2 separate regions of the Homo sapiens genome follow, and region 1 is linked to region 2. A link is a loop called in an ENCODE intact Hi-C map of the cell type or tissue named here. Cell type or tissue: PC-3. All regions are shown on one strand. Links, peaks and the distances in the headings refer to the core of each region. The heading gives the core; the rest is flanking DNA. Region 1 has its middle 45 kb from the start of CBLB. Region 2 has its middle 97 kb from the start of CBLB.

Evidence for each region. Hi-C counts contacts between places; a loop is a spot of excess contacts. Peaks named below come from ENCODE experiments on the same cell type or tissue, not always from the same donor. Only the 100,000 strongest peaks of a DNase experiment are listed, where the experiment ranks them.
Region 1: a loop joins it to region 2, with 4 times the contacts of the local background. A loop is called at or near these places in 3 of 110 quality-filtered maps.

Annotation. Positions count from the first base shown.
Region 1 is chr3:105,908,906-105,919,609 of GRCh38, forward strand. No RefSeq gene overlaps it. Among named protein-coding and RNA genes, the nearest start is that of CBLB, 45 kb to the left of the region's middle. In PC-3, for the core only: no CTCF peak of the experiment used is centred there; a DNase peak (open chromatin) is centred at 6,816; H3K27ac peaks cover 2,138 bases.
Region 2 is chr3:105,960,334-105,971,037 of GRCh38, forward strand. No RefSeq gene overlaps it. Among named protein-coding and RNA genes, the nearest start is that of CBLB, 97 kb to the left of the region's middle. In PC-3, for the core only: no CTCF peak of the experiment used is centred there; a DNase peak (open chromatin) is centred at 6,998; H3K27ac peaks cover 1,695 bases.

The DNA of each region.
Region 1 (10,704 bases), core at 5,362-7,861, 52 kb before region 2:
ACAGGCATGAGCCACCGCGCCGGGACTTCGTTGATTTTTTTGTCTGTTAACAACATCACTCAAACAAAGTACATAATTTGTCTTTTTTTCTTATGTAATATTCTATCTTTATTTTTCTTTTTAATTTTTGTGGGTACATAGTAAGGTGTATATATTTATGGGGTACATGGGATGTTTTGATACAGGCATGCAATGTGAAGCACTTCATAGAAAATGGGATATCTATCCCCTCAAGCATTTATCCTTTCAGTTACGAACAATCCAATTATACTCTTTAAGTCATTTTTAAATGTACAGTTAAGTTATTATTCACTGTAGTAACCCTATTATGCTATCAAATTGTACGGCTTACTCATTCTTTCTAACTATGTTTTTGTACCCGTTAACCATCCCCACCTCCCTCCCCAAACCCTGCCCACTACACTTTCCAGCTTCCGGTAAACATTCTTCTATTCTCTATGTACATGAGTTCAATACATAGACAGATTTGTATATTTGGAGCCTGGAAGTTGACATGGATCATATCTGAAGGCTCCAATAGTATCAATGCAGTTGGAATCAAGGTTTTGATTTTTAACTCCCAAAAATAAGTGAGAACATGTCATCTCTCTTTCTGTGCCTGACTTATTTCACATAACATAATGATCTCCAGTTCCGTCCATGTTGTTGCAAATGACTAGATCTCATTCTTTTTTATGACTGAATAGTACTTCATTGTGTATATGTACCACATTTTCTTTATCCATTCATCTGTTTATGGACTCTTAGGCTGCTTCCAAACATAATTTGTCTTTAAAGTCTGATTCTGTTCCTATCAGCCACTATTTGCTTCATAAAGAAATTTTCTTGCTGATAGACCTTTGTTTTACAGAATGAGAAATATCAAAGGTTTTGTCACTGAAATGAATGGTTCAGTTTTTACTTTACCCATATTAGCTCTTGTATCAGTGCATCCCTCTACTTTGCATCTCATGTATAAACTCCTCAAAGAGATTACTTACAACTTGTTTTCAATGTTTCTGACTTTTTCCTCCCTTTATTCTCTATAAAATCATCCATATGTCATCAAAGCACTAGGTAGAGCAAATTTTAAATGAAAAATAAGAATTAGAAGTTCCATCTTGGGTAAGAAGTTGCATAGATAAAGAAGCTAAAGTGGTCTAATAATAAATATTTAGATTACTTGTGTATCCTTGTTATACATTATTTCACTTAAAAGAGAATTTGATGATTGATGATTGATTTTATATTGCCAGATGTTATGACAAGGAGCTTTCCTAGAAGAACTCATAAAAGATCACGTTAATTTATTAAAATTAACTTTAATGATCATTAGAGAAAGTCAAGTAAAGATATCTGTCTCAAAAATGCATAGTGGTAGCTGGGTTTAGAGAAAGATATTCTTAAAGAAGTTTTTAGGTTAATTTTGGTACATCAAAATTGTTCATGGCAGAATTAGTTTACTCATTCATTTTTTAAAAATATATATTTATTGAGAGTCTATTATGCATCTTGCTAAGTGATGGAAAGCTATGGTCCTTGCTCTCAAAAAAGGCATGGTCCAGTGAGAAGATAGGCACAGCAAATGAAGTACAGTGAGTGGTTATGAAAGGGCTTTAAGCTAGATTCAGGATGATGGGAAATTGAAGAGGGCAATCCTTCTGTGGGAAATTTCTTAAATAATGAGCAGAAATTGGTCAGATACAGGTAGGTAGGCATTTGAGATCAGGAATAAAGGCTGAGGGACTTAAAGATAGAGGGGCTTGAAAGAGATGGTATGTAGGGCATTTCACTAATATTGCTAAAGCATAAAGTAGAAGATCAAAAATGGCAGTGAGTTACTAGATTGATGGGGAAAAGCCAGATTCCAGAGGGCTTGGGATGTCATGTTTGGGATGTTGGTCTTTTACTTATGAACAAAGAGGAGACATAGAAGTGTTATAAGCAGTTATAGACATGTGGAGAATGAATTTGAGGGGGTTAGCTTGAAACTAATTAGGATCCTGTTGTAATAATCCATTTTAAAGATACTGTCTATCCAGAATTTGGAAACTTCTAGTAAGAAAGAATAAGACTAGACAGATCTGATAAATGTGTTTTGGTGGTCAAGTCAGCAGGATATTTATTGAATTGGAAAACTTAAAATTCAGGTAGTAAGTAAACATAAATATAGTGTAGGTAACAAAGTAGATGGGAGAGCCCTAACTTGTATAAAAGACTCCAGAAAAGTAGGTTTAGAGAGGAAGAGGATAGGCTGAAGTTGCGACATTTTAATTTTAAAGAAGGTTTTATTTAGGTCATCCAAATGGAGTTATCTGGCAGGCACTGGTATATACAAGGCCAAAACTCAAAGGAGATTTCTAATCAGAAATATAAATATCAGTATTTAAAATAATGAGTGAGCTGAGATCTCCCAGTAAAAGTGTATGGAATGAGATCAGTAGCCCAAGAATATGGTCTTTGAAAGTAGTTTTAGGTGGTCAGAGGAGGAAAGCCCAATAAGAAGACAGAATGGGATTGGCTAGACGTTATAAGAAAATTTAAGCTGGAAAATGAAGTGTCAAAGAAGCCTACTAAGCATTAAAGTTTTATGTGTTTTTGTTTCTAGAAAGCTGGACAGAACAATTATCAATCTTAATTGAAACAGAAAAGTCCAGAAGGAGAAAGAATAGTATCTGCCTATTCATTGGTGATAAGGAAGTCACTAGTATCTTAGTAAGTGATTTTTCCAGAGTTGTAATGGGGAAGAATCCTTATGCCTATGTGTGAGGAATGATTACACAGATGAAAAAATAGAAATAGAAACTAATCTTTTGAGAAGTTTGATGAGAAAGGAAGGAGAAAGATGAGATGGTTCTTAGAAGGAGATATTGCATTAAAGGGAAGTTTGTTTGTTTATAATGGGGAAGAGTTGAGCATATTTGTGGGCTCAGAGGTTACAGCAAATTAAGAGAGAGAGAGAGAAGTTGGAAATACAGAGGTAAGAGGTAAGGTAAGGTAAGACAACTAAGAGCAAGGAATCTTGGAATCAGGAGAGCAAAGATTTGGGGATTGTTTAAAACATGAGGGATTGAGTTCTTAGCTAGGAGAGAAGGAAAAAATCTTGGGTTTATACATAGACAGATTTGTATATTTGGAGCCTGGAAGTTGACATGGATCATATCTGAAGGCTCCAATAGTATCAATGCAGTTGGAATCAAGGTTTTCTGCTGAGAAAGAAGATTGTGGGAATTGATCGGAGAACTTAAGAAGATTGATTGGGATCTGGAATAATCACTGACAGGAATGGAAGAGGTAATTGACCAAGGACAAATAAAAACATTAACTACTGGTACAGAGGAGCCATCTGAGATTTGAAATTGTGTACTAAAGATGACCACAGTTTGATTTGTTTGGTGATTTTCTGCACTTGTGCTCAGAGTCCAGGGTATATGAGCACAGAAGGCATATTTTAGCATTAATGCAGAGGGCAGAAGAGGAAGATGAACGCAAGGAAATTGAGGGTAATCTGAAAGTCATTTAGATAATGAGATATAGATTTGCGGATACAAAAGATAGCAGAGATTGTAGGAGAGGCTTGATAGTCTGAAAGAACATGGAGGGGGAAAAGAAAACTGGAGAATCAAAGTTGTCAAGGACAGATGAAAATAAATATGCAAGGGGCTTTAAAGGAATGTCTTGGCCAGGGATTAAAACTAAAGAAAAATCATTGAACACAACATGGCTATCTAAGGAGTAATTTGAACAAAAGTATAATATTATCTAGCATTTATAGTAATCTTTCTCTCTCTGGGGTGATCTTCTCTCATTAGTCATTTTTCACTTAATTTCTGTTCTAGTGAAAACAAAAAAGTTATTACTTTTAGACAGGTACTGTGTGCTCTTAAGAGTGTTACCAAAGATTATAGAAAGTTTGTGAAGAAAAAATATAAGTTACAGTGCTTGTTGGGAAATTAGATTGAAGGGGCCACTCAAAAACTTGAATAAAGTTTTACTATGTTTTTCTTATTTGTTTAAGTATAGGTTGTTTCACAAAACACTGCTGTACAACTAACTCCATGCTTAACTACAGAAGTTAAGTGGGAGGGGAAAAAAAATAACAGTGCTTAAGTGGAGATGAAGATGTCCATGTTCTGCTTGATGAAACCTTCAGAAGAAATACCAGCACTAGTTCAGTTTGTGTGTGTGTGTGTGTGTGTGTGTGTGTGTAACAGAGCAAGTTAAATGTCTAATGAAGTCTATCAAAATTTAACAAAATAGAGTTGAGGTGAGCTATAGGATTCCTTATATCCTGTAATATATCACAGACTGAAAGATTCTAGAATGCTCTTATAGACATCCTTCTGTGTCTCTCTTCTTCCTCTATCCAAAGTTAAAAATAAATACACAAATAAACTCTGTCCCAAATACACACTCCAATGGCTACTTACCTTTCTCTTCCTTCTCAACTAACCTTTCATTCTTTTCTCCATATACAAATCTCAGCCTTCCCCTTCATTAACATTAATTACATTGGATTGTAGGGAAGTGAGGCGGAAAGTAGGAGGGCTGAAAATCTAACAAATTAGTATTCTTTTCTGTTGGCCAAACTGATGCTAAGATATTACTAGGATGGCACTATGATATCCAAATGCTGTTATCTTATGTTTGTAGATTAGTCTATGGAATAAAGTAGAAGTGCTGTTAGCCTTATAAAGTAAAATACTTTATTTTTGGAGAAGAACAATCTCTCTCAAGTTAATATTTTCAGTCCGGTCTGATATCATGTAGTGGTGAAAGTGAGACAGCCAAGTATAAAGGGGACCCCGAAAAGCCTCTGACCAGCCTGCGCACTGGGGTGTGCAGGAAGTTAGCGTTGTTTGCAGGGGGTGGAGCCTGCCCCTTCCTCTTCCTGGGAGGTACCTGGGATTCAATCTGCGAGGCAGGAAGCATAGCGTATCAAGGGTCTCTCTCTGCTGAGAGTCCCTGTTTCCCCTTCTTTCCTTTTTGCCCAATAAATTCCATTTTCCTCACCCGTCAAAGTGTCTGTGAGCCTAATATTTCAGGGTCATATGACAAGGACCCCATTTTTAGCTGAACTAAGAAGAAAGTCCTACAACAAAAGCTTGGGCTCTGGAGTTAGGCTGGCTAGGTTATAAATCCTGGATCTTCAACTTATTAGCTGTGTGCCCCTAAGCAGGTTATTTAGCCTCTCAATATTTGCATTCCCTTACCTGTAACACAGGAGACGTGATAGCAGCGCCAAACTCAGTGTTATTATGAGGACTAAATGCGATATTGATGTTATACAGCAAGTCTCCAATAAATGTTAACCATTATTATTTTGACTGCTAATACAGAGAAAAGAAAAAGGGAAGTCAAAGAGAAAAGAATTTAAACACGTGTTAGTTTATTTCTGAAATAGTCCGCAAAATAGATACCAGAATTTTTACTTCTGGGTACATTGAAGTACTCAAAGCTAGCAGATCAGCAAACCTTTAAGGGTTTTTGACAGTGGGTTTGCTGGAAATGACATGGCTATTTAGCTTATAACTGAACTCAGGGTGAAACAAATTAGAAAGATAAAGATAATTTCTAACTAATAGATGGCTCTTAATAGTTATGTATCGCATGATAGAAACTGATACTGATAGAAACTAACATTGTTCCTTGAGCCAATAATAAAAGATTATTGAGAAAGATTATTAACAGGCACCTTAAGCAATTATTACATTATCAGTGTTGTTTTATAAAAAATAATTGATTCCATGAAATGTTATTATGTGTAGTTTTTACCTTTAAAAATGGTGGTGAAGACCAGGCGCGGTGGCTCTTGCCTGTAATCCAAGCACTTTGGAAGGCCGAGGTGGACGGATCACGAGGTCAGGAGATCAAGACCATCCTAGCTAACACGGTGAAACCCCGTCTCTACTAAAAATACAAAAAATTAGCAGGGCGTGGTGGCAGGTGCCTGTAGTCACAGCTACTCGGGAGGCTGAGGCAGGAGAATGGTGTGAACCTGGGAGGCAGAGATTGCAGTGAGCTGAGATTGCGCCACTGCACTCCAGCCTGGGTGACAGAGTGAGACTCCATCTCAAAAAAAAAAAAAAAAAAAAAAGGTAGTGAAAAATATGTGGTACTATAGTGAATGTCCACTCTAACCCATGCTTTACATTTCAGATTAGGTGACTGGTATTCCTACTATCACCTGTTGATAGGATAGCAATTCTATAGTTTAAAGCAGTAAATAAAATTCTTGAAATTTGAATCTGTAGCTTAGAGCCATGTAATAGCACTAAATCTTACATATAGGGTCAAATCTTCTTACAACTCTACAACAAGCAAATGATCCATAATCTCTACTTTTCTGAATTAATCCATTGAGATTCCAGACCATTTACTACCTACCACATATTGCCTTGTATAATTAATTAAACTTCTCTGGTTTATGACTTCACTCCTCAAGTCATAAGTTCCTTGAAAGCAACATTATTTGGCATCTAGATGTGACCTAACATACCTGATATGGTTTGGCTCTGTGTCCCCACCCAAATCTCAACTTGAATTGTAATAATCCCCATATGTCAAGGGTGGGACCAGGTGGAGATAATTGAATTATGGGGGCATTTTTTCCTGTGCTATTCTGATGGTAATGAGTGATCTCACAAGATCTGATGGTTTTATAAGGGGCTTCCCCCTTCGCTCAGCACTTCTTTCTCCAGCCACCATGTGAAGAAGGGCCTGTTTGCTTCCCCTTCTACCATGATTGTAGGTTTCCTGAGGACTTCCCAGCTATGCGGAAGTGTGAGTCAATTAAATCTCTTTCCTTTATAAATTACTCATTCTCAGGCAGTTCTTTATAGTAGTATGAGAACAGACTAATACAATACCATTTTACACAACAGTCAGGTTTGAATCATAAAGAAAACAGATGATCAAAAAACCTTTTACATGCAACTTTTATTTGTATACTTGCATACTCTATGTGGAAGTGGACTTCCATTTTTTTAATTGGACTTTTTTTCTTCCTATTGAGTTTTTTGTCCTTATATCTTTTGGATATTAACCCCTTATTGAATGTATGGCTTGCAAGTATATTCTCCCGATCAATAGGTATCTTTGCACACTGGTAACTGTTTCCTTTGCTGTACAGATGCTTTTTAGTTTGATGTAATCTCATTTGTCTAATTTTGTTTTTGTTGCCTGTACTTTTGGGGCAAATCAAAAAAAATTATTGCCCAGACCCAAGTCATGTAGTTTTCCCCGGTTTTCTTCTAGTAGTTTTACAGTTTGTGGTCTTACATTTAAGTCTTTAATCCATTTTGAGTTATTATTCTTTATAGTGTGAGATAAGAGTACAATTTCTTTCTTCTACATGTGGAAATTCAGTTTTCCCAGCACTATTTATTGAAGAGACTGTCATTTTCCCATTGCATATTCTTGGCACATTTGTCATAAATCACTTGGCTGTATATGTATGAATTCATTGCTGTTCCATTCTCTATTCTGTTCCATTGGTCAATGTGTCTATTTTTTGCCAAAACCATGCTGTTTTAATTACAATAATTTTGTAGTATAGTTTGGAATCAGGTAGGGTGATATTTCCATCTTTGTTGTTTTGCATATGACTGCCTTAGCTATTTAGGGTTTTTGTGGATCCACATGAATCTTAGCATTGTTTTTTCTATTTCTATGAAAAATGATGCTGGAATTTTGATAGACATTGCATTGAATCTATAGATCACTTTGGGTAGTATGACCTTTTTTTTACAATATTATTTTTTTCAATCCATGAACACAGACTATCTTTTTATTTATTTATATCTTCTCTAATTTATTTTATCGATGTTTTATAATTTTCAGTGTACAGGTCTTTTACCCTTTTGTTAAATTTATTCCTAAATATTTTATTTTTGTAGCAATTGTGAATGGGATTGTTCTCTTTAGTTTCTGAATCATTTGTTATTACTGCATACAAATGCATCTACTGATTTTTGCGTGTTGATTTTGTATCCTGCGACCTCAGTCTATTTGTTTTTTAGTTCTAACAGTTTTTCAATGCAATCTGTGGGATTTTCTTATATAAGATGATGTCATCAGCAAACAGTGACAATTTCACTTCTTCCTTTCCTATTTCAATGTCTTTTATTTCTTTCTCTTGCCTAATTGCTCTGGCAATAATTTCTTTATTAATACCTTATTAAAGTGATGACAGTGGGCATTCTTTTGGTCAGACCTTAGAGAAAGGGCTTTCAAGTTTTCACAGTTAAGCCTAATGTTAGCTGTGGGATTTTCATAATTGGCCTTTATTGTACTGAGGTACATTTCTTGTATATCTAATTTGGAGAGTGTTTTTTGTTTTTTGTTTGTTTGTTTGTTTTGTTTTGTCTTTTTGAGATGAAGTCTTGCTTTTGTTGCCCAGGCTTGAGTGCAATGGTGCGATCTCGGCTCACTGCAACCTCCACCTCCCGGGTCCAAGCAATTCTTCTGCCTCAGCCTCCAGAGTAGCTAGGATTACAGACACACGCCCCCATGCTGGGCTAAGTTTTGTATTTTTAGTAGAGACGGGGTTTCCCCATGTTGGCAAGGCTGGTCTTGAACTCCTGACCTTGTGGTCCACCCTCCTCGGCCTCCCAAAGTGCTGGGATTACAGGCATGAGCCACCGCACCTGGTGAGATTTTTTATCATGAAAGGGCATTGAATTTTGTAAAATGCTTTTTTGCACCTAATGAGAAGATTGTATGGTGGTTTTCTTTCATTCTGTTAATATGATGTTATCACATATATTGATTTGTGTATGTTGACCCATCATTGCATTCCGGGCATAAATTCTATTTGATCATGTTTCATGATTGTTTTAATATATAGTTAAATTCTGTTTGCTAGTATTTTGTTGAGGATTTTTGCATTTGTGTTCATCAAAGATATTGGCCTGTAATTTTCTTTTCTTTTAATGTTTTTGTCTGGTTTTAATATCAGTGTAATGCTGGCTTTGTAAAAAGAGTTTAGGAGTATTCCCTTTTCTTCAATTTTTGGGAAGAGTTTGAGTGGGATTGGTGTTAGTTAATCTTTAAATGTTTGGTAGAATTCAGCCACAAAGCCATCAGGTCCTGGGATTTTCTTTAATTAGAGACTTTTCAATCACTGATTTAACCTTCTTACTCATTGCAATTTTATTCAGATTGACTGTTTCTTCATAATTTAGTCTTGGTAGGTTTTATTTGTCTAAGAATTTATCCGTTTCTTGTAGGCTGTCCAACTTGTGACATATAATTGTTCATAGCCTCTTATGATTCTATTTCTGTGGCCTTGGGCGTCATGTTTCTTCTTTCATATCTGCTTTTATTTATTTGAGTCTTCTCCTTTCTTTTCTTAGACTAGCTAAAGATTTGTCAATTATTTCCTTTTAAAAAATTCCTCTCTTAGTTCCATTGATTCTTAAGTTATTTTTTAGTCTCTATTTCATTTATTTCTGCCCTGATCTTTATTATTTACTTCCTTCTGCTAACTTTGGGCATAGTTTGTTCTTTTTCTACTTCTTTGAGGTATTATGTTAGGTTTTATATTTGAGACTTTTCTCCTTCTTTGATGTAGGCATTTACTGCTATACTTTTCTTGTAGAACTGCTTTTGCTGTGTCCCATTTTTCCGATTTTTATTTGTCTCAAGATATACATTTAATTTCTTATTTAATTTCCTCATTACTGCATTGACTTTTTAAGAGCATGCTGTTTAATTTTCATGTATTTGTAAATTTTCTGACATTCCTTCTAATATTGATTTCTAGCTTCATACCATTGTGGCTGGAAAAAAACTTGATATAATTTCAGTCTTAAAATTGCTGAAGCTTACTTTGTGGCCTAACATATGATCCATCCTGGAGAATGTTCTGTGTGTACTTGAGAAGCATGTGTATTTTGTTGCTCTTGGATGGGATGTTTCTATACATGCCTCTTAGGTCAATTTGATCTAATGAGTTATTCAAATCCAAAGTTTCCTTATTAATTTTCTGTCTGGATGATCTGTCCATTGTTGAAATTATGGTATTGAAGTCCCCTACTATTGTTGTATTGCACTCTATCACTTTCTTTAGATAGATCCTCTAATGTGTGTTTTCTATAATTAGGTATTCCAATGTTGTGTGCATATATGTTTACAAGTTTTAAATTCTTTCGATGAATTAACCCCTTTATCATTGTATAATGTTCTTTTCTGTGTCTTAAAAAAATTTTTTTTCCTTAAAGTCAATTTTGCCTCAAATAAGTTTAGCTGCTTTTGTTCTCTTTTGGTTCATCTTGGTGTAGAATTATTTTTCCATCCCTTCACTTTCAGACCATGTGTGCCTTTAAAGATATCTCTTCTAGGCACCATATATTTGGGCTTTGCTTTGTTTTGTTTTTGTCCATTTAGTCATTCTGCGTATTTTTATTGGGAAATACAATGCATTTACATTCAAGGTAGTTATTGATAGGTAAGGACTGAGGACCGCCATGTTGTTAGTTGTTTTCCAGTTGTTTTCTAGAAACTTTGCTTTCCTGTCTATTGCTGTCTTCCTTTGTGGTTTGCTGGGGTTTTCTGTAGTGATATGCTTTGAATCCTTTCTGTTTTGTTTAGTGCTTTTACTGAATATTTTTGCTTTGTGGTTACCATAAGGGTTATGTGAATAACATGTACTTATAATGGCCTATTTCAAGCTAATAATAATTTAACTTGGATTGTGTCTAA
Region 2 (10,704 bases), core at 5,443-7,942:
TAAGCATAATTTGGAAATGGGATGAGGCAGGAGTGGAGGCAATATCTCCTGCTCTTTTGTTGGCCCAGAAAAAAATAGAATTTCAAGTGATTTGGCTATCTGAGGGAGCTTCTCTTTGCCCTGTCACCTAGCTCTCATGACCTCAATCCCACTCATTAATTGCAGCCCAAGCAGCCTGTCTGAAAGCTGTCAGCTTAGGGTTTATCCCAGGGGATTCGTTACAAAGAATCAAAGATCGTGCATAACTAGCTAAGACTAAACTCCAGGCAAACCATAATTACACAGCTGGGGTCCAGAGAGAATTATGCATATGGACACATTGCCCCAGGTCTTCCAGACTTCCCAAGTCATCAATGCAGGGGATTCCAGTGGTTCCGTCATTCAGGGTATGACCTTCAGTCGGGTTGTTTCTCTGCACTAATTTTCTCCCAAAGACGATGTGTCCAATATGTTGCCTTTTGAGTAATCTTCCTAAATAATTCTTTTGATTAATGGACTTCTTCTTGTCTAGAAATGGAATTCCTAACATCATTTCAGGCATCTCTGACTCTAAAAATGTACGTCACAGACCAGTGGTGTCAGCAACACTTGGGGAATTGTTAGAAATGCAAATTCTTATACCTCATTCCAGGCCTACCAAATAAAAATGTCAGAGAGTGGAGCCCATTGATCTGTGTTTTAACACATCTTCAGGTGATTCATACCTGCTAAAGTTTCAGAAGCACTGATCTAAACCCTAACAACCCACCTATCTGAACTTACCATATTCCATTTCCTCTCCGCTTATAAATTTGACCATAGTTACCTAAATTATCTCTATATTTTGTTATCCCTTCATCTGTTTATGGCACTTCTTTTGAGGACTAAATTCTTATTTATTTATTTTTATTATTTATTTTTTCGAGAGGGAGTTTCGCTTTGTCGCCCAGGCTGGAGTGCAGTGGCGCGATCTCAGCTCATGGCAAGCTCCGCCTCCCGGGTTCAGGCCATTCTCCTGCCTCAGCCTCCTGAGTAGCTGGGACTACAGGAGCCAGCAAGCCTGGCTAATTTTTTTTGTATTTTTAGTAGAGACGGGGTTTCACCGTGTTAGCCAGGATGGTCTCGATCTCCTCACCTCATGATCTGCCCGCCTCGTCTTCCCAAAGTGCTGGGAATACAGGCATGAGCCACCGCGCCCTGCCATTTTTTTTTTATCTTGCCCAAATTCCTGTCTAAGAGGTTTGAGGAGTCATGTCCTACAAACCATAAATTATCATCAGATGGGTTTTATGTAACCCCATATATCGTGATTTACTTTCCAACCTGACTCTGTCATAACATACCAGACAAGGAAGAAAATAAAAATATTTTACCTCAAAACATGTTTCTTTGCCATATCTTGAAATGGCCCTGCAAAGCTATCCTTTGTGGGGGAAAATTTGCATCTGTAAAGAATCTCTATTAATATAGAGATCTTTTTTTTTTCAGGTCCTTCCACTTCTAAAGAGATTAACTAGGAGTCTAGCACCTTTTAAAGATCTGAATAGAAAACATTTGTCATCTATTGTCTCTAAGGGCAGCCACTATAAGACCTTGGTCTCCACAATCTTTTGTCTTAACCTGAATATTTCCCAAGTCTTCTATCATTCCAGGTCTTCAGATGAACTCAACCAATGTCAACCAGAAATGTTTAAATTTACCTATGACCTGGAAGCCCCACCACCGCTTCTAGTTGTCCTGCCTTTCTGAACCAAACCAATGTATTTGATTGATGTCTCATGCCTCCCTAAAATATATAAAACCAAGCTGCGCCCTGACCACCTTGGGCACATGTTCTCAGGACCTCCTGAGGGCTGTGTCATGGGCCATGGTCACTCATATTTGGCTCAGAATAAATGTCTTCAAATATTTTACAAAGTTTGACTCTTCCTTGACATTTTTGACTGGAATATTCTTTTTTTTTTTTTTTTTTTTTTGAGACGTAGTCTCTGTCGTCAGGCTGAAGTGCATTGGTGCGATCTCGGCTTACTGCAACTATTGCCTCCTGGGTTCCAGTGATTCTCCTGCCTCAGCCTCCCAAGTAGCTGGGACTACAGGCACACCACCATGCCCGGCTAATTTTTGTATTTTTAGTAGAGATGGGGTTTCACTGTGTTGGCCAGGATGGTCTCCATCTCTTGACCTCGTGATCTGCCCACCTCGGCCTCCCTAAGTGTTGGGTTTACAGGCGTGAGCCACCGCACCCATTCTTGACTGGAATATTCTTAAAGGCCCAGCTCAAATATTATTCTTTTCTCTCCAGGTATTGTTTTTTTAACCTCTGCACTATTGACATTTGGAGCCGGAAATGATTTGGTTTTTCTTTGTTTGCTTATTTATTTTTAGAGACAGGATCTGACTGTCACCCGGGCTGGAATGCAGTGGCATGATTGTAGCTCACTGCAGCCTTGAACTTCTGAGCTTAAGTGATCTTCCTGCCTCAGCTTCGTGAGTTAACTGGGACTACAAATGCACACCACCATGCCTGTCTAATTGAGATAATTTGTCACTGTGGGCAGCTATCTATGCATTCTTAAGTAGTAACCCCCTGTTGTGACTATCAAAAATGTATCCAGACATTACCAAATAACAACTAGGGGAAAAAAATCTCCCTTGGTTAGGAACCACCGGTTTACCCAGTCATTCTATCATTTACTCCATATCCCAAAGCCAGACTAAATTTCTCCATTCTCTGTGCTTCTAGAGAAATTGGGCTTTATTCTTTTGCTAAATCAGATTCAGAGAGTTGTATATTTTAAATAAATAAAAAAGGGTTTACACACACACACATATACATACATAGAACTTCATCTTTTGTAATGCCACTTATGTCACTTATTCATTAATGCAAAAAACTAATCATTTACCATCCTTCAGGTGTCACATAACCTGGCATACTTGGTTTCCTAGAGCAGAAAGATTAGAGTGGGAGTAGTTAGGAGCTGTTCTTCAACCTTCCTGGAATATGAGATAGACACCGGAAGTGGGAATTAACCCATGATATGACTGGGAGATAAAATCCAGTTAAGTGGGCAGAATAAGGTGGCTGGGGCACAGGGCATGGGACAATGGGATGGTGTGTCAACATTGAGGGTGTTTTATGTGTCAACATTGAGGATGTTTTTGCATAAGATTAACATTTAAACAGAAGACTGTCCTCCATAGTGTGGGTGGGCCTCATTCAATCAATTGAAGGACTAAATAGAACAAGCAGAAGGAATTTCTTCAGCCAACTGCCTGGAAGTGCACCTTTGGCTTTCTTGCACCTCTAGCCTACTGGCCCACACTGCAGATTCTGGAATTGCCAGCCTCCAAAATCATGGGAGCCAATTCTTTGTAATAAATCTGTATTTCTTTATATACATATACACATCCTATTGGTTGTTTCTATGAAGAACGCTGACTAGTACAGAAATCTGTCGAAAGTTGGTAGTTGAAGCTGGCAGAAAGCATCAAAGGGTCCAATACAGAAGAATAAGGTTTTATTGAACGTCTTGGGGGACATAGCCATAGAGAGTCCAGAAAGAGGAGGCATTTAGAAATTCAGACAGTTAATTGACATCAGTGTAGTCTTTTAGCAGGTAGGAATGCCTCCAACCCTCTTTTATGGATAAAGAAACTGGCAAATGAGGTATGAGCCCAAAGACTTGCCAGGATAGTAACTTGGATCAGGAAACACATGATGGATTGAAGCTTAGATTCCTAAAGAACAAGTTAGATAATGAATAAAGAAACTTTTTATTACATGATATTGGATATGTCATAGTTGTTATAAGAACCGGTAAGCAGTAATTCTAATAGTGACTTTTGCAGATTGAACACTGGAGTCAGAAAATCAGAGCAGCTGTTCATACCTGTCTGCATAGTACATGATGATTTATCAGTGATAACCCTAACCTATTACTTTTGAGAGGAGACAGTAATTAGCTGCTAACTTGTTGTTGTTCCTGAAAATGTCCTTGTAATTTGTAAAATCCCAACCGATAAAGCTCTCCTTTTTCTGGGAAAACAGAAAACTCACATATTTATTTGTTCAAAGCATTTTCTACAATTAATGTATTCTAATTTTTGACTTACGAGGGAAAAAATCCATCTCTATATCATAGCCTAAAATATTATCAAAGATCACTGTTAAATATCATAAAACTCAATTATAATTAGACATATTGAGCTCAATAACAATATTGCTCTCTTGACTACTTTGAACTATTAACAATATATTTCTGAAGTAGTTATCTTATTTGTAATGAGAAATTATTTCCAGCTTCACACTGCTTTCTTTGTCTACAATAACAATGACAGAATACCAACAAATACCACTATTTGTTGCTACCACTCTATGCGCTACCACTTTCCTTTTTCTCCACCTATTTAGTCATTTTTCTCTTTAGTTGGGGAATGTTATAACAATCACTCTTCCCTGTTGTCACAGAATTTTAAAAACTTGTCCCCAGACTGAAAAAAACAAGCAAAAAGATTTTGAAAGAATGATAAAAATACAGATTCCTGGGCCATACCTTCAAGATTCTGATTCAGGAAATCTGGAATGGGCCTAGGATTTGCCTTTTCACCCAACATGTTAGGTAACTCTGATGCAGAAGATTTAAGAACCATGGCTTGAGAATCATTAGTGTAAGCAGTAGTCCCTGTTCCTAATATACTGTTACTAATATACTAACAATATGCAGCAGACAAAACATCAAACATTTTGGTATAAACATACTGTAGGTAGAGAACATAACTACAAAGGGAAAAGCAACTGGTTTTTACCACTGACTTGACTCTCTTTTTCTCCCTACTCCTTTAAAACCCTTCTGTTTCTCTTTTTCCTTTCTTTCACAGACTCCTCAAAGTTATAGCTGTTTGAGAAGACTTAAAATACCTAGCAGAAAGACTCCACCACTTCAATTCTTTTGAATTATTACTTTTATTAAGTTTGGGTACCAAAACTGATACTAAAATATAACTTCAAATTATTAATTAAAACAACAGATAAAATATTTAATTTTCAAAAAAAGGCAATTCATATACTCATTTTTCAACCTGCTTGATGCTATTCAAGGAAGATTTGTATATTACTGCTCCACAAATTTAACATCGTAAGTTTAATGTGTGGGAGGAGCACATTTCAGTGTGTAAGCCAGAATGATTACTTGTAGGAAAAGAGGAAGAAGATTCCTGAAAACTCCATGCTCCTAATGTGAGCATGGTACCAGGCCAAAGAACGCATAACACTTCCAAGAAAAACAATTAGCAGCAGGCAAAGCCAGAAAAGCATTAGCAATGGAAAAATCACAAACACGAAGACACAGACAGTAGATTGAGAAATTTTCAGGGCAGTGTATGCCTACATAATAATATATTTAGATACATTGAGTACTCCAAAGCAAAATAATTAGTTCACTGGGCTTAAGAGGAGATGGTAGGCACTACTGAGAGACAGGACTAGCTGGATTTCCTAGGCTGACTAAGAATTCCTAAGCCTAGCTGGGGAAGGTGACCGCATCCACCTTTAAACATGGAGCTTGTAACTCAGCTCACACCCGACTAATCAGGGAGTAAAGAGAGCTCACTAAAATATAAATTAGGCTAAAAGCAGGAGGTAAAGAAATAGTCAATCATCTATCACCTGAGAGCACAGAGGGAGGGACAATTATCCGGATATAAACCCAGGCATTCGAGCTGGCAGTGGCAACCCACTTCGGGTCCCCTCCCATTGTATAGGAGCTCTGTTTTCACTCTATTAAATCTTGCAACTGCGCACTCTTCTGGTCCGTGTTTGTTCCACTTCCAGGTGAGCTTTTGCTCGCCGTCAACCACTGCCGATCGCTGCCGTAGCAGACCTGCCACTGACTTCCACCCTTCCAGATCCGGCAGGGTGTCTGCTGCACTTCTGATCCAGTGAGTTGCCCATTGCCGCTCTGGATCAGGCTAGAGGCTCGCCATTGTTCCTGCATGGCTAAGTGCCCGGGTTCATCCTAATTGAGCTGAACACTAGTCGCTGGGTTCCACGGTTCTCTTTCATGACCCACGGCTTCTAATAGAGCTGTAACACTCACCGCATGGCCCAAGATTACATTCCTTGGAATCCGTGAGGCCAAGAACCCCAGGTCAAAGAATAAAAGTCTTGCTGCCATCTCGGGAGCGGCCTGCCACCATCTCGGGAGTGGCCTGCCACCATCTTGGGAGCTCTAAGAACGAAGACCGACCAGTAGCAGTACTAGGAGAGAGACAATGTTAGTTTTTAAGAACAATAAAGATAGTCTGTGTATTAGTTTGCTAGGGCTGCTGTAGCAAGGTGTAACGCACTGGTGGCTTAACCAACCGAAGTGAATTTTCTCATGGTCCTAGGGACTAGAAGTCTCAGATAAAGGTGATGGCAGGTTTTTTTTTCCCCCTGCCTCTGAGGCCTTTCCTCGTGGCTTGCAGATGGCTGTCTTCTGTGTCTTCACAGTGTCTTTCCTCTGTACTTGTCTGTGTTCAAATTTCCTCGTTTTATAAGGATACAAGTCATATTGGACTGTGGTTCACTCGAATGGTCTTATTTTAATTTAATTACTCCTTGAAAAACCCTATTCCCAAATATGGTTACATTCTGAGGTACTAGTGTTAGGACTTCAACATATACATTTTGGGGGGACATAATTCAGTCCACAACAGTCTGTCACAAAGGTGTGTCTTCTAGTATCACCAAAATACGCACTAGCTAGGTAAAGATAGCCTTGAAACTCGAGTCTTTCGTGAATTGTGAATTCTTTCACTTCAGTTTTAGAATATCAAAATTCCTGTCAGAGTTATTCCAGTTGCAGCTTTCTCCCACTCCATCCTGCTCCTGTCACTTTGTCCAACAGAAATCTTGGCATAATAGAAGTTTGGCTCCCACAGACAGGCAACAGGGCAGGAACAGCACATAAGACTTAATTTACTGTAGCCAAGCATTTAGACAGCCCAGCAATGCCGGAAGATTGATTTATTGCCAACAAACTCACAGAAGTGCCATAGTGATGACTTGTTTTATAGGGCATGATAAAAGTTCATGGTTATGTACACTGTGCTATCCACTGTCAGTGGGGGGGTAGAAGGAAGGATAATAGATACCATTTGGTCCTCTGCAAAGAAGTCTGGAGATTCACCAAGCCCTTCTAATGTGCTAAGTAATGTGTTAAGCCTCTTAAACACACAAATACCTCGTTTAATCCAAGCAATAGACTTCTAAAGTTGATAGGTTGTTATTACCATTTTACAGATTTGTAAAGTCAAGGTTTAGTAACTTGCCCAGAGGCATCTAGATTTTAAAAACAGCTTTATTAAAGTGACAGACAATAAGGTGCACATATTCAAAATGTGCAATCTGATACATTTTGACATGTGTATACATCTGTAAACCACCAACACAATCAAGGTATTGAACTTATCCATCACCCTCCAAAGTTCCGGCATGTGTCTAACCCCTCCTTCCTGCAATCCCCTCTCTCAACACACATATCCCCAGGCAGTCACTGATCTGTGCTCTATCACTGTACATTGACATGCATGCCCTGGAATTTTATTTTGATTCAACTTTATTTCCCTTGTTGTCTTACTGCCTATAGCAGGGCAAAAGTAGGGCTTACCTTGTTCAACTTCTGTCTTTTGTAGCCTGATGTCAGTGTCTTGAAGAACATTTACTTCACATGTTTTGTCTGGTTTTAATGATTGTTTCAGGTAGGAGACTCAATCTAGTCCCTGTTACTCTATCTTGACTGAGAGCTTCTGACTACCTGTTATATAGATTTTAAGTGACAAAGTGGAGCTGGAAGCCAAGTCTCTCCTGTCTACTACCATATACTGACAGTCACGATCAGAACAAAGGGGCCTGGACCCCCATTTCAATGTCCCTCAGCCTGACACCACCTTTCTGTGATTTTTATTTCCCAAAATACTGTCCCTTGGAGTTTATTACTGCCCTCTATATAAATTCATATGTCAGCATACAGTATTCTTTTTCTCTATCCTCTATTTAAGACCAGTCTTGGTTATACGTTGGGTGTGATTAGTAATTAAGTGAGAAATTGCTAGAAAATAATGTCATTTTGTGACTCTCTTAAGGGTCCAATTAGACTGGGAAAAATAGTGAAACTGCAAAAAATCAAATAAAATAAATAAAAATAATTAAAAAGTTAGCTGGGTGTGGTGGCACACACATATAGTCCCAGCTACTTGAGAGGCTGAGGCAAGAGGATCACTTGATCCCAGGAGTTAGAGGCTGCAGTGAATGTAACTAAAAATTTTATTAATTATTCAAAAAATGTTCTAAAGAAGAAAACTATGTTAGAAATTGGTTAAACATTATTTAATCAAACACACACACTGACTGCAAAAATATCTGTAAAAAATGAAATTTATTATGTAAACATTAGAAATATGTCTTAAATTCAGGTATAATTTTTATCTGACGGACTTGAGAATTTATATTTTATGGTTCATTACAATGGTTGCCATTCACAGATGCAAAAACACAACTTATCCCCTCTAAGAGGAAAACTCACATATTAAGAATCTTCTCATTGTTTGATTTCCAAATACCCATGTACATGAGTATTTTTTTAAATGGCAAGCTTCTCTATTTCTACAGAAACTCAAACAACAGGTACCTCTGAGCCCAGGCTACCATCTGTAGTCACACATGGATTTTTACATGTTCATAGAGCTGAAAAGCATTTAACGAAACCTCTTTTATTAAGGCAGTGAGGAGGCCACAGATAAGTTGTGTTTTATGGCCTTCATTGTTACTGATTCCTTTGCAAAAGTTGTTAATGACTTATTTTTGAACATACATATCTTTGGCTGGGTGTGGTGGCTCATGTCTGTAATCCCAGCACTTTGGGAGGCCGAGGCAGGTGGAAGATCAGGTCAGGAGTTTGAGACCAGCCTGGCCAATATGGTGATACCCTGTCTCTACTAAAAATACAAAAATTAGCCGGGCGTGGTGGCGTGCACCTGTAGTCCCAGCTACTTGGGAGGCTGAGGCAGAAGAATCGCTTGGACCCAGGAGATGGAGGTTGCAGTGAACTGAGATCATGTCACTGCACTCCAGCTTGGGTGACAGAGTGAGACTCTCCAAAAAAAAAAAGAAAGAAAAAGAAAATACTTATCTTTGGGCTGGGCGCAGTGGCTCACGCCTGTAATCCCAGCACTTTGGGAGGCTGAGGTGGGCAGATCACTTGAGGTCGGGAGTTTGAGACCAGCCTGACCAACATGGAGAAACCCTGTCTCTACTAAAAATACAAAATTAGCTGGGTGTGGTGGTGCGTGCCGGTAATCCCAGCCAATTGGGAGGCTGAGGCAGGGGAATCACTTGAAACCAGGAGGTGGAGGTTGCATTGAGCCGAGATTGTACCATTGCACTCTAGCCTGGGCAACAAGAGCGAAACTCCAATTTATTTTAGAAAAAAAAAAAAGAAAATACATATTTTTTCTATTAGAGTAATTGAAGCTGTTAGTTTGAGAAAAAAAATAAAAAAACAAGAAAAGTATGAGGCAAACTAAAAAGGCAACTACAGAGCCACAGGACAGATGCGTTGTGAAAATGTTTGGTAATATAAGTTAGAACATAGTTCAAGCCTCTGTTGGTCACGTACTGGTTTATAATATTAGACAGTGACTATGCCTCTTTTAACCTTGAGATTGATAAAAGGATGAAATAAGGTAATAGATATGAAGGCACTTTGGAAACTGTTAACCATGATAGACAGAGTAATTAAAACATTTTTCGACCTGATGTATTTTAAATTTCATTAAGTCAGAGAATGTCTAATTAACCACTGTATCCCCAGCATTATCAAGAGTGCCGACCTATGGTCACTTCTCAATATATATTTTTTGAATGAAGGAATAAATACATGGTTGCACAAATCTCATCTCTTGCCATTCCCTACCTCTCATGTTCAAGCCCAGCCACACATATCAATTTGCCAGTTCTGAGCCTTATCTCATTTTTTTCTGACTTTGGCCCCCTTGCACATAGTATCTTCTGTGCCTGAGTGCTCCCACTACCTTCATTGGCTGGCTGACACCCTCTTTCAAACTCAGCCCAGGTGTCAACCCCTTCAGGGAGCTTTCTTTTACTGTCCACCAACTGAGACTTGCACTTCCCTCACTCCACTGCACTCACATTCTGATGCAACTCTGCCACTGGGTTTCACAATGCTCACTTCTGCCCCAGGCACGTTCACTCTTTTGTTTCTCTGCCAAGCCTTAAGCTTCCAGAGAATAGACTTTTAGACTTGCATCTTAAAAGGCTACATATGGTGTGTGGCATTTAGACAATGGCCAATTCAAAACCATAATAATAAATAATTATTGAATAAACAAACTCCTTGATGGCTGGAATAATCTATTTGACATCTTTAACATCTACTAAGTTTGGTGCAGCTCTAAATAAGAGACACTAAGTTAATATTAAATAGCTAATTCATTATTCATTTATTTTACTTAATACTTGTGAATAGCTTCCTATTCTATTCCCCACTTTGTGTAGCTTTCTTCTTTTTATTATACTTATGCATCATAAAAATCTTGTACTAGTCCATTCTCATGCTGCTATAAGGACATACCTGAGACTGGGTAATTTATCAGGGAAAGAGGTGTAATTGACTCACAGTTCCATAGGGAGGGGTGGCCTCAGGAAACTTACAAACACGGTGG